Linked DNA regions of Mus musculus: region 1 is linked to region 2. Evidence: chromatin contacts called from ENCODE Hi-C or POLR2A ChIA-PET data. All regions are on one chromosome and are shown on one strand. The core of a region is the stretch at or near the end of the contact, and the rest is flanking DNA. Distances in the headings are between cores, read along the strand shown.

Evidence for each region. A loop is a pair of places that touch in the nucleus more often than their neighbours do. ChIA-PET counts read pairs that join two places held with the same protein, here RNA polymerase II (POLR2A).
Region 1: a map of heart shows a loop between it and region 2 (2.8-fold over the local background). The contact joins two enhancer-like sites. A Hi-C loop is called at or near these places in 8 of 37 maps with a recorded cell type or tissue (ES-E14, heart, left cerebral cortex and 3 more). POLR2A ChIA-PET finds 5 or more read pairs at or near these places in 4 of 5 experiments (Patski and embryonic stem cell).

Annotation. Positions count from the first base shown.
Region 1 is chr14:40,953,157-40,960,123 of GRCm38, forward strand. All of the region lies in intron 1 of Tspan14 (tetraspanin 14), which reads right to left. Among named protein-coding and RNA genes, the nearest start is that of Tspan14, 10 kb to the right of the region's middle. RefSeq lists an enhancer at 2,126-6,169. Within about 2 kb of position 5,540, at least 2 of the 3 ENCODE cell types and tissues checked have a DNase peak (open chromatin) inside an H3K27ac peak, as active enhancers do; they include heart, where a contact is called at or near this core.
Region 2 is chr14:40,922,406-40,929,094 of GRCm38, forward strand. All of the region lies in intron 2 of Tspan14 (tetraspanin 14), which reads right to left. Among named protein-coding and RNA genes, the nearest start is that of Sh2d4b, 32 kb to the left of the region's middle. Within about 2 kb of position 2,573, at least 2 of the 3 ENCODE cell types and tissues checked have a DNase peak (open chromatin) inside an H3K27ac peak, as active enhancers do; they include heart, where a contact is called at or near this core.

The DNA.
Region 1 (6,967 bases), core at 4,290-6,789, 34 kb after region 2:
GGAGTTAGGGTCAGTGCCTCTCAAACTTGAAAGTGCACATAAGCACCTGGGAATCTCTGTAAAGACAGGCTGTGATTAGCTGATCCTAGGTTAACCTTCTCACCCCCCAGGTTCTGCATCTCGAAGGCTCCCAGGTGATGCTGATGCTGCTGAAGCAGGACGCTGAGCAGCCTGAGCTGGCAAGCCATATACAGGTACTGGGGAGGGCAAATGGCCTTTACGGCACAAGTACCTTCACTGTGTATGGACTTGCAGGGATCCAATACGCTTTCCTGGAGAAACGCCTCCACCGTGGAATGAATTAGTATTTTAGTGTAGCTCACCAGCTGATCAAGGGATTTTTCCTCTGTTTTTGTGGAGCTAGAGAAGGAAGCTAGAGGGACACCTGCACAGTGGGTAAGCCCTACTCCACTGAACCACACCCCCAGCCCTCTCGGGTTATTTTTATTCCCATTTCACAGCTGTGAAAGCAGCTCTAAGCAAATGAGTGAAGCCTGCCTCCTCTGAGGCTCTTAAGACTTCCAGAGCTGGGGGTACCTGTCCCGCCCACAAGGGAGGAAAGAGCAGGACAGCAGATGGGGTAGGGAGCAGGCAAGGCTGGTTAGGGGACTAAGTGTAAGGCTGAATGGGCAAAGGCAGATAAAATGCCAGAATCCCACCCAGAAGATGCCAAGGAAAGAATACTTTGCCTCTTGCTAATCAAACAGAAATAAAATGTAAACCCCCTATACACCCATACACACACACACACTCGTGAGTAAGAAGCTAAGAAGTGTAGGGGAAAGATATTTAGGTATATCTCTACATTTCTGTATTTTACTTTGCTGGTATGACGTCACTTTGGTGAGGGGTAAAACCAAAAGCTTTATTCTTCACAGATCCAACTTCGCAAGAGAGAATACACCAGTAAACAGGAGTAAATTGGCATGACCAAGAAGAACCAAGCTGATGCCTACAAACGACCTCACCAAAGAGGCACTGGTGTCCCTGCTCTGAAGAGCCCCTAAGACCGAGCAGGATGGCAGGGTGTATTGGGGCTCAGGGGAGTGTGGCTCCAACAGGAACCACAGGCATTCATTACCACCACCTGCCAGGGAGAGTAAAGAAAATCGGACTGGGAGAGTGAAACCTTCTGTCCAGCTTATCTATCTGATGGATTTTCTTCTGTAAGATCCTAACAGAGCAAGAAACTTTCAAGACAGTGATCCACCCTTTGGAGTTAAGACTCACAAAACTAAAACGGTCACAGCTAGAGCCTTGCAAGGTTTGTCTGAGTAACCCTTTCCTCCATTGCCCAGTCGAAGGCCTATCTCCACCATCCATGTGGTGAACTGTCAGTGGCCAGCACTGCACCTCTAGGATTCAAGCCCCACCTTCTAATTCCTGGGCTTTTGTCCTGAACACAAGCATCATCATTTTGTGTTGTTGTGATAACACACCAAGACAAACACAACTTGGGGAGAAAGGGTGGTCACTGTTGCCCGTAGAGGGAAGTCAGGGCAGGAACTGAAGCAGAAGCTTGCTCTTGCTTACAGGCTTATTTCAGCCTGCTTTCTTAGATAACCTAAGACCACCAGCCCAGGGGTGGCACCACCCACAGGGGGCGAGGAGGCCCTTCCATGTCTATCACTAATCAAGAAAATGCCCCACAGAGTTGCCTACAAAGCAATCTGATGGAGACATTTTAATCAGTTGAGGTTCCCTCTTCCCAGATGACCCTAGTAGTAAAAAAAAAAATTTTTTTTAATTAAATTAAATTAAAAAACAAAAAGCTGTCCAGCACAACCAAGCAGCCTGGACTGTGCCCTTTTCAGAGATCATTTGGACGCATCTACCACACATGGGAGCCATGTTTTACACAGGTAATAATTAAGGCCAGCACTTTCTCATCTGAGTCTCATGGATCCTATACCTGCTGCTGACACAGAGACAGGCTAACATACAGGCTTCTGGGGCTGACTGTGGTCCCTTAATTTGAAAGACAGCTGACAACAGTCAAGTCAGACAGCCAACCAGGCTCTATATGAAGATGGTAATTTCTTAAAGAGTCAAAGGAAATGTTCTGGACAAAAACCAAGCCAATATCCCACAGGCTAGTGTCTGTAACAGATCCTGGTGTGGCTTACACAGGAAACAGGACTGGCTGGGGCAGAGGAAACCCCAGGGAGAAAGGCTGGACCCTGTGATGGGAGTGGCCCTCCCTTTTAACCACCAAAAACTGGGGAGGGAGGAAAGAAAGACAGTAAGAGGAAAAGGAGCAGGGGCTGTTTCCTTCAGTTGGGAGAAAAACCACAACCCTAAAGACCAAAATAAACTATTTGTCCACTTCTCCAGCCCCCTTCCAGCGATGGCTAAGAGTTCTTCTGACAGGACTTCAATGGTAATCTTACGAGATTGTCAGGAGGTGCTTTTTCTTTGGACCACATGACCAATTCCAACCTACCTACCTATCCTAACACACACACACACACACACACACACACACACAAAGAGCAATGACCCAACACTACCTGGTCCACCCAAACCTGATGAGCACCCCTTGTCTTCACTCTAAGAGTCACTGTGTGATCTGGTAAGAGGGTGCCAGAATAAAGGGAATGCTTGTCTTTGCTGGGAGATGTCAGTACAGCTAGGGAGCTGCCAAGCCTTTTGCCCAGTAGGTAGACTTGCACTGTGAAGGCTTCCGCTGGTCCCGTGCACACGCTGCCTGCTGCACACGCTGCCTGCTGCCGGCTTTTAAGAGCTCAGAGATGGCTGAACAAAGAAGAAGAGCAAGAGCGTGGCTCGGCAGTGGGGGTGGTTGCTGGCTGGAAAGCAGGTTTTTCTGCAGCTGAGAGCTCAAGGAGGGCCGAGGGACATGATATGGGGTGAGCACAAAGGAAGATGGGGGTGCCTGCAAGACTGACAGCAGCTGAGGCACGTGCCTGGCCCCCACCCAAGGGTGCAGCTGGTCAGTGAGAGTTCTGTGAACATGTTTCCCAAGGTGGTGGGCAGGCAGCTGACAAGCCAGAATGGGCATCCTGCTCCTTCCCAGCTGTTCTGACGGTTACCCAAGGAGCTCCAGGCAGACCACATGGCATAAAAGCAGAAAGGGATCCTAACACAGGTACCCACAAAAGGCACAGGAAAAAGGCAGGGCTGCAATTTGAGAACCGTAGGGCCGGTGACTCAGGCTCTCAGCAAAGACCTCCACAAGGCACAATGGGCTACAGCAGCCGTTAACAATAGCAGCTCTGGCCCCTCCCTCTCCTCCTCCTCCCAGTTTCTTCCCCACCCCCAAATCCACAACGGGAGGCATCGGGAAACCAGGGCAGAGCCCATGAATAGCTCCACTGTCAGTCCTGAGGCCCAGCCTTCTCAGCCTCACAGGTCAGGCCTAGCTGCCACCAGATCACAATAGGAACCTCTGTGCTACAGAGGGCCTAGGCTCCCAACAACAGAGCCTCCAGCATTGGTAGCTCTGGGGACTCATGTCCCCATGGGGACTGCATGTGACTATACTGGTGAGGAGTCCTCTCTGCGGGAGGCTGGTAGGACAGGGGCGTAGGCCACAGAATCACCAGACTGGCGCTCCCTGCTTCCTGTCTTGCACTGCCCTCATATGGGAAGGCTACACAGGACAGCTATGGCTAGATACGACTTCAGTGGGACACGGTGGCTTCAGTGACAAGGAAACTGTGAGAAAACCTTAAAACTAAGTAGCCTGTGACCTCTGCCTCAATCCTCTGGACACTGTATAACACAACCAGTTCCAGTTTGTTTAAAACACTACCCAGAGCTTTGCAGTTCAAACCTATCCAGCTTCTCACATGGCGCCTCCCACCTCACCTCACCTCACCGGCCTCCTCCTCAGACCCCTCAGGACATGTCTGGTGCACAGGCCTCATGGACACAACACAGGCAAGACCTCCAAACATGTCATGGAAAGAGGATGGTACAAGCTGAGTGACTAGCAGAAGAGGACAGAAAGCATCACGCAGCCACCCCCCCTCCTCCCCCGGGCAACTCTCAATGCAAAAATAGAAGATGGCCCTAGCATCAAGCCTCAGAAACTCCTCTTCCTCTTGGAATTAAAACAGCCATGCTTTGTTCCTGATGATCGCCTCAGTACTTCACCTCCACACTAGCCACCTCGTATGTACTCAGGAAAAAGCACACGCATGGGGGTGGGCTGTGCGTGGGCTCTCCAGCCACACTTCACTATGCTCTGAACACCGGATGATGGAGGCTTTGGGCTTGGGGAGTGCGTCTGAAGAGGTTACAAGTATAGGTTTCTATTTCTTCTGTGGATTTTATCTATTTTTTTTTTAATGACAAAAAGTTAAACTTAATTCAATATATTTAAAATGTCTAAAGTTTGTGGCTAGAGGTACCAAAAATACAGTTACCATAGGCAGGTGCACTTACATATACTTCTATAATCTCAATACTTCGGTGATATGAGGCAGAAAGATGAATTCAGCGTCAACCTAGGATATGCAGGAGGACCCTGTCTCAAAGAATAAAAAAAAGAAAAGAAAGGAAGGAAGGGAGAGAGAGAAAGAGAGAAAGAAAGAAAAGGGGGAGGAGAAAGAGGGAGAGGAAAAATACTTTATGAATAGCTCTCTTTAGGCAGCATCTGGCATCTTCCTAGAACAAGATGTTGTGGGGGAGGGGAGGAAGAAGACACTAAGGAGGCCAGGGGAGGGCAGTACAGGCCTCTGAGCCCACTCAGCTCGGCTTATAACTTCACCCTAACCCCCAATAGAAAGTTCTCCTATGAAAGAAAAGCAAGAAAATATTTTGATAATGACAGAAAGAAAACTAAGCTTTTCCACACCAAGGGCCACCTGTAGAAATTCAAGGTCGAAGATGAATGAGAGAGGGGGAGAGGGAGAAGGAGAGAGAGAGAAAGAGAGAGAGAGACTGTCTGTCTTTCTGTCTGTCCAAATGAAGGCTGAAGCCCCTCTCTTGCTTCGAGGGGCTAACACAATGGTGATTAGAGGCAGTGGAGGCCAAGGAATTAGGAGAAAGATCTGAGCAGCAGGGAGTGGCCATGAGCAAACACTTCTCCTGGGGCCTCCCCAGCAGCCAACAAGGCTCTAAGTCTTAGCGTTATGAGCCCATCCCCATTTTAGCAGCTAAAGAAAGCTATTCCAAAAGATTTCTAGGCCTGGCCCTGCTCCAAGGACAAGCTAAAAACAGTTTCTCCAAAATCTCAGCTTAAAACCTCAACCCCTTAGCCACTAAGCTGCATATACCTTTCAAGAGAGGGAAACTGCAGCACAGGGCTGAGACTTGCATCCATGTGCCTGTTCTTGCTAAAGGGTTACATTTATTGTCTAAAAGCCCCCCTGTAATGGGTGTGTCAATAAATACTCTGCACTCAAAAGCACTGATGTATCTCCTTCACATGACTTTGCCCCCAAGGAATAATATAAAAACCATCCCAGTCTCTCTTGCTGCAAGGGGATAACACAATGGCCATTAGAGCCAGTGGTGGCCAAGGAATTGAGAGAGAGACCTGAGCAGCAGGGAGTGGCCATGAGCTCAACCCTTCCTGCAGACCATTTCAGCCCTAGGGACAATACAGCTGGCAGTTTCGTAATGGCCTCAAGCTTACAACTGCCTAGGGCCCAGAGAACAGGGTGCCCGGCAGGGAGGGACAGGGTGTGTTTGGTTCCCCTTTCTCTAAGATCCTCTCCAGACAGTAAAGTTCAACAAATGCCTTACAAAAGCAATAGTACAAATGGGATCTCAAGGCTACTAGGACCACACCAGCACTTGGAGCTTGCATACCTTCCAGCTAAAAAACAGTTCCTGTTCCCTTGACAGGGCCCAGTGCAAGGTCAAGGCAGGTCCTACCAGGAACCCCACAAACTTTCACTGGACCAAGACCAGCCCTTCTCTAAGGTCACCCACCCCAGGGAGGTTCTGAGTCTCCAGGGCATATCCCGTTTCACTATGCTGGTCTTCTCAGGGGAAAACTTCAGGGCTGCTTGAACTCAGAGGGGGCCACCACCACAATACCTACGCCAGCCATCCAGAGCCCTGAGGCATGAACACTCTCCACTACCACTGACTTTTCTTGGCAACTGCCCCCCCTCCCCCAAACTTATCCTGTTTACACCACTGCTTGTATTTCACAGGAAACAATGAGGACAGCAAGAGACAATGACTGTGGGAGGCAGGATGCCTGCAAAGAACAGACATGGTCTCTATTCTTCCTCTGCAAGGACAGACACTGGCTATGAGACCTTCCCCTGGAGGAAGTGAGTAAGCCCCTACCTGCAGCCAACAGGTTTTCCTGAAAGCAGAGGGGAGCCTTGCTCCTATACAGCTGGCTGAGACACAGCTTCAGGTGTTGACAGACCAGTAGGTCACCTGCACCAGGGATGACCAATAAAAGAGGCCAAACAGAAAGCCAGAGGCACCTCCCTCTTGAAGAAGGAAAGAACATGCAGACCAGTTTTTTGTTTTTTTTAATTGTTTAGGCCCAGGAAATGGATGGGACCACATATGACCCCTTCCATGGACCCAGAGCAGACAAAATAATAAAGTCTTCTAAGCTGGTGGTGGTGGGGGGGGTTTGTACAGACATGACATGGTTTGCTCGGGACTGGCAGAGCACAGGACAGGAACTCGGCTGCAGCTGTGGAGGACTTCAGAGAAGAGAGTGGCTGTGGTCTGACAGCCAATAGAAGAGTGCAAAGTTTGGAAATGGGAGCTGCAGGGACACCAGGTCCTGTGTGCAGAGGGGAAGGAGATTAAGATGCAATGAACCAGTACACACTGAAATAAAAAGGCCAAAGTTGCTTGAAATGGCGACCACCTTCCTTTAGTTCTGAAGCCTTACTGACAGTGTCCTGGAGATGAGGAATACCCACAGCAGAAAATGCCACTCCAGAAAAACAAACGTGAGCAGCCGTGAGCCTGGGTCAATGTAAAAACTTACAAGCCTTAACACAGAATACTGAAGAGGATTTAG
Region 2 (6,689 bases), core at 1,323-3,822:
AACGTGAGTCTTCCCACTTGAAATGATTTAATTAAGAAAAATCCCCTACAGGTGTACATACCCAACAGCTTGGGTTAATTCCAGGCATAGTCAAGTTGATGATCAAGAATAGGACACCTTCCAAAAACAAAGAGGTCATAGTGGGGCTTCCTAAGCTGGTACAGGTTTGCCTTATCCTGGAAGCCACAAGAATCCTCCTGCACTTTAGCTAAGGAGGCTCAAATCTCAATAAAAGTGTCTAAGTCTTGCTGGAGAGAAGGAGGAGAAAGTTCCAAATGTCAAGCAGGTCAGGAGCAGCCACCCAGGACCCAAAGGCCTTGCCCCTTTGCATTAACTCTAAGTGCGTAGGAAACTCTTGTAGACGCCAGACATCTTGTCTTTCCATCAGTAGTCAGGCAACATTTTGAGGCTTTGGGCTCCTGACCTGTGGTTCTCAGTCAATCTCTTCACTAACTCGGGCTGATGACCAGGGCCTCCTTAGAGATATCTCAGAGATAAGCAGAAAGGAACTCACTGAAACACCATGCAGTCCAGAATAGTAGTAAATAAATACACAGCACAGGTCAGCATCCCAGGGTTCATTCTGCAACATTTTATCAAGTGGACCTTCCCTGCGCCTAGGCTTTCCTCCATACAACAGAGACCTCCCTTCTAACAGGCTGAAAGGGCTGGTGAAAGACTCTAACAGAATTTGCTTACACAGAGGGAGCCCTGCTGTCCTGTGTACAGAACTGAGGCCTGAAGTGTCACTGGAGTGACTCCTCAAATAGCTGCATGTGCTGCCCTGAAGATTTTGTATGTCCCCAGTAACTGTTAATCTTCATCTCCAACTGCATGATTTAGAATCAACTGAAGACACATGTATTTCCAAAGAGGTTTACCTGAGGTTGTAAAACCATAGTTCCTCACAGAGGTCCTGGATGGAATGAAAAATAAAGTGAAATGGGTGGAATATCAATCAACACTCATCTCTCTTTTCTTCCTGACTGTGACCAGCCACCTAATGCTCCTGCCACCACCATGATACACTCAAACCATGAGCCAAAAAAAAACTCACTTCTTGAGTTGCTTTTGTCAGATATTTTACCCCAGCATGGAGAAAGTAACTATTACAGCCTTACCCAGCTCCCAGACTAGTGTCCTAAGAAAAGGTCCCTGGTCTAGAGGCTCAGTTTCTGCCTCTGGGGAAAACAGAGATGTGGTATTCAGGAAGAGAAGCCAGGAAGAACAGGAACAGAAAGCCAGAGAGAGCAAGGGCCAGAAGAAATTATACTATCCAGTTTGTTCTTCACACATCTCAGGTCGCTGAGTAGCCATCCATCCGCCTCTGTAGCTCCATCTGACAGTCAAGTACCTCTGCTGGCTATGCTTTGCCACCTAAGTCCTGCCAGGTAGGATGCAAAACCATGGTCCTGGCATACACCAGAACAGAAAATCCCAAGGTGTGTGGGCTCACAGAACACCAGAGATACTTTAGACTTTCAGATGCCAATGATTCAACTAAACTTGGGGTCAGATTGGCCTCCAGAAGACACAGATCCTAAACCAGGGATTCTCAACCTTCTTAATGCTGTAACCCTTTCATACAGCTCCTCATGTTGTGGGGACCTTCAACCATAAAATTATTCCACTGCTACTTCATAACTATAATTTTGCTACTGTTAATAAATCATAATGTAAATACCTGTATTTTCTGATGGTCTTAGGCGACCCCTAAAAGGGTCGTTCGGCCCCAAAAAGGTTGTAACCCATAGGCTGAAAATGCTGCCCTAAACGCAAGTTGACTTTGAAATTCCACCCAGAGGGCTGAATGTTGAATCACAGTGTATCTAATGGGGTTTACAGCCCTGCCCATTAAGAAACGAGGGACCCTCAGAGCGGCAAAGTTACCCTCTATCTCCACATGCACAGCATGGAACATGCACAGCATGGAACATGCAAACACACACACACACACAAATATGCATACACACAATCAGTACTAACAAACACGCGATTTTAAAACTGTGAAAAAACCTGCCCCTCAAAGGAAGTTTGAAAGGTCTGAGAACCAGAGGGGAGGCGAGGGCCAGCTTCCTCAGCTTCCTCATTATGGGGGAAATGGGGCCCAAGGCAGGAGGCACCATGCCCAGGGTCACAAAGCTATCACACACCAGCTTTTCCTCTCTCCGGATGGGTGGCTGCTGTGAACAAGAAGCAGATGTGCCCTCGGCAGCCATGCAGGGGACCCAGCAAAAGGCCCAGAAGAAGGGCAAGGGCTGCTCCACAGTGTCAGTGATAACTGGAGCTTGACCCAGTAACCTGAAGTCCAGGAATGACAGTGGAGGAAGAGTCATCCAAGGGAGGCTGAGGTAGCGCCCCAGCATGGCAGTCTCTGCCTTCACTATTCCAGTACACATGATTAAAATGAGAAATCCAGGTTACTAAACCAGGGCCAGACAGTAAACACTCTCAGTGTCGTACGTTCTGTGAACTCTGCTGCAACCGTTCCACTAGCGGTGAATGATGGGAGGAGCCAGATGATGGATGTGGCTTCCTTCCAGTGAAAATTATGCTCAAAACAAGCAGAGCCAGGTCTGACCTAAAGGCCCCAGGCAGCCAAGCCCAGCATGACACTATCACACTAAAACCATCTGGACCTAGAGATGGAGGACAGGATTTCCTTTAGTGTAGTCACATAAATTCTGGGTATCTGTAATTTTGATATGTTTTTGTATTATTTTAGCAGGGTATTTTTTTGGGGGGGGGGGAGGGGAGGGGGGTTGAAGACAGGGTTTCTCTCTCTGTATCCCTGGCTGTCCTGGAACTCAATGTAGACCTTGCTGGCCACAACTCAAGAGATCTGCCTGCCTCTGCCTCCTGAGGGCTGGGATTAAAGGCGTGAGTCACTACAGCCTAGCTGTTTTAGCAGTTCTTAACAGCTGACAACTGAGTATAATTCATGACACATGCCCTTAATAAAGTATGTTAGAACATCATACTATTAGAGAAGAATATGTTCACGAATAACTACCTGGACTCCAGGTAAAAAGTACTGAAAGAAAAAAGGGACCCGTAATAAGGTGACAGAAATAAACAGGGGACAAAGGGACAAGAGCAAAGACAGAATTAGCAAAGACTTGAAGACAAACACCAAATATACTGACATCGAATATAATGACTGACACCACATTCTCTGACTGACAGACACCACATACACTGCAGGAATTCAGAGGAAAACCTAAGTGAGAAGAGGAAAGAAGCAAGGGTGCTCAGGAGGCAGAGGCAGGGGGATCTCCGTGACTCCGACACCAGCCTGGTTACAGAGTTCCAGGACAGCCAGAGATACGTAGTGAAATCCATCTCTCCTTGCATAAAACACAGTTCATGCTGAGGAAGGGAAACACACAGAGAGCGCTGCAGGATACAAGTACAGGCAAAAATCTTCTGGGTAGAACTGTAATAGCACAAAAAAATAGGCTCAAGAAATGACAAAATCTCTCTCTCTCTCTCTCTCTCTCTCACACACACACACACACACACACACACACACACCCCAACTTGAGTGAATAGACAGCCTACTACAAAATGGGAAAAAAAAAACTTTGCCAGCTACATTAGACTAAGGGGTTTATAATATATAGAATTGCAAAAAACATTAAATACAAAAAAAAAAGTACCCAAAGTGTCAATCAATAAACAGACCAATGAACTGAATGAACAGAACACAGGGTCTGACCAGGTAGCTCTGGCTGGCCTAGAATTTGCCATGTAATTCACTCTGGCCTCAAACTCAAGAAATCTATCAGCGTCTGACTCCTTAGTACCGGGGTTAAAGGTGTGCATTAACACACCTGCCTCTTTCCCCTCAGGAAATACATGTTTTTTGAGTGTTCAACATCCCCAGACATCGGGGAGGTACAAATTAAAACTACTCTGAGACTACATGTCTCCCTGGTCAGAATGGCCAGTATGAAGAAAGCTAAGTGCTTAGGGGCCCTTATACAATGTTGGTGGGAGTACAAACTGCTCAGCCAATATTAGAAATCATTGTGGATTGAGACCAGGGATCCAGAAGGGGCTCATGAGACAGAATAAAAAGGCTTCACGACAAGGGTGTGTGGTGGCAAGAGAACACATACCATGACCTGGAATAGGAATAGGAAGGGGGACGAGGGCAGGGGATGAACCAACCCTAAGACTGAGCCAGAAAGAAGTACATGTGCAGAGGGCATTAGTTGTCCTGGATGCCTTCCTTGTTCTTCACTTTATTTACTGAGCCAGGGTCTCCTAGACCCAGGGACCCGCCTTCTGAGCACCCGCCCAGTTTTTGTGTGGATTCCGGGGATCTGAATTCCAGCCCTCACTTTGGCAATAGTGTGACTTATTCACTGAGCCCTCTCCCAGACCCTCAACAGAATTTTTAAAGGGGATTTCTGAAGAAGAAATAAATAAGAAAAAAACACAGTGAACAAGATGGAAGTGAGGAACTCCACACAGCAGGCAGGCCTCTAACAGTTACTACACCAGTGAGCCACATGCACACACGTGCACCCACCCACACCCACACCCACACCCACACACACCCACACACACACACACACACACACACACACACACACACACACACACACACACAGAGGGGGAGGGGACTTGCATGAACCCTGTGGCTATGTAACAACCCCCGTACTGTGCACTAGCCTCCATGCTCCTAGGACAACCTTCTTCCATAAATTCCCTAGCAGTTTGAGCTTCACACATGGCTGAGGCTGGTGGAAGTCAATACTCCACACCTTAGTTCTAGGGAAGTCCCTGACTAGGGCAGTCTTTGCCCTCTGCCCTCAGCCTTGGCAAGACTGAGACTGAGAATATATACACCCCTACCTATGCCAAGAGATAAGGCAGCTCACTTCCTGTGTACTGGGGCAGCTCTTCTGGAAAAGTGATTTTGACTGTTAAGTGTGTCAGCCAGGTCAAATCAATGTACACACCTTCTGACCCACTTAATCTCACTCCTGGGACTCCATTCCGGCAATAACTTCCCTCCCTTTCCTACAGGGAAGAATCTGTATTACATAAACCTAGTCTCTACAACCTTATCTGGAAGAAAGAAAAGCTGAAACAACCTAATATCTCAAGTACAAGTTTCTACAAAAACACAACCAGCTAGACTGTGTGGCAACAACCTGAATGTGCCACACCACTGATGCTGATGTGATAATGCAGCCGTCCGGATTTTGAAGATATTGTCCCCAAGGACATGAAACTACAAACATCTACAGAGACAATTGTAGCATGGAAGAGGAATGCAAACTATCCTGGGACGCCTTGTTCAAGTCTTGTGGAACTCATGCAACTGCAAAAGTCCACTCAAGAGTTCTTGAAAGAAAAGGTAATACCAAAACTACACTGTATCACTATTAAAGTAGTAGCCATGTGTCATTTGAAAGATGGAAGCAAAGGAGCTGAGGGCATAGCTCAGGTGATAGAATGACTGCCTAACATGCATGCAGGCCTGAGGTTCAAATTCCAGTCCTATATAAAACAGGCAAGACAGCAAGTAGTCCATGCCAGGAGGACCATCAGAAATGCAAGGTCATTCACAGCTACAGGAGACCTTATCTTAGAGGAGGAAGAGTAGGGAGAGAGAAAACGAGGACACCTCCGATGGAAGCCGGGAAACCAACTGCAATCAGACCTGTGTCTCATTCGTCATGGCTCGAGCCCAGTGGGGGCAGGGGGAAGACCAATCCTCCATCACCTGAAGCATGGGTTAGGGCTGCGCTTTCTACCAGGCTTCTTGCTGTCTCTCTGGAGAAGGGCAGCCACTGGTCCCAGAGTGCCAGAAGCAGCCTGAGGCTCATTTGTTGTTCTGGCAAAACTCTCAATACTCTCCCTTGTTCTTAAGTTTCCCGATCCAGACTATGAATTACCCTCACCCTACACATAGGAGGTATCAGATGCCCTGAAGGACAGGGCTCTAGGTCATGCACAGAGCTCAGATAGTCCTTCCCTCCTGTTCCACTGTCTCAGTCAGAAGTACGGCTGCACAGTTAGGTTCAGAGCTAGGGCTCAAGCGTAGTAAAGTCATTACGGATGTCAATGGCAGAGTGTTATTTTATTTGTAAGGTTTTTTTGAAACTAAAGACAGGCAGAAGGTTCTCCTTGTGGTGTAACACAGGCCTGCTGTCTGTATTTAGCAGGGATGGAGTCTTCATTTTAAATCTATCTTTGAAATAAGATCCAGGCAAGAGCTTTATCTGAACTTGTAGAGACTATGGTCAACGCTTATGGGGGAAAGCAATCCTGAGTTGCAGACAATACCCCTCAAGAACCTTCAGGAAGCAAATCCAAGAGAAGTGCACATGCTTTACAGAACTAGGCTGTGTGTGAACAAAGACAAGGCCTTCCACGGCTCCCCCAGCCTTGCTGCACAGTTTCTCTTCCTCTGCCTGCTAAAATGAGACCTTTCTTTTTAAACTGCAGTGAAACGCACATGATATAACTTATTCTAACCATGTTCAGGTATACAGCTCAGTGGCATTAAGTCTATCAAAACAGAATCAGCCATCAGAGAATTTTTTTTTTAACAATACAAAACAGAAACCAGACCCCTTAAACAATAATCTCCTGCTGTGGTTGGACTGTGTCCCTCAAGATCCACATGTTAGACTTTGTCCCCATCGTGAGAGTGTTGAGAAGTGGGGCTT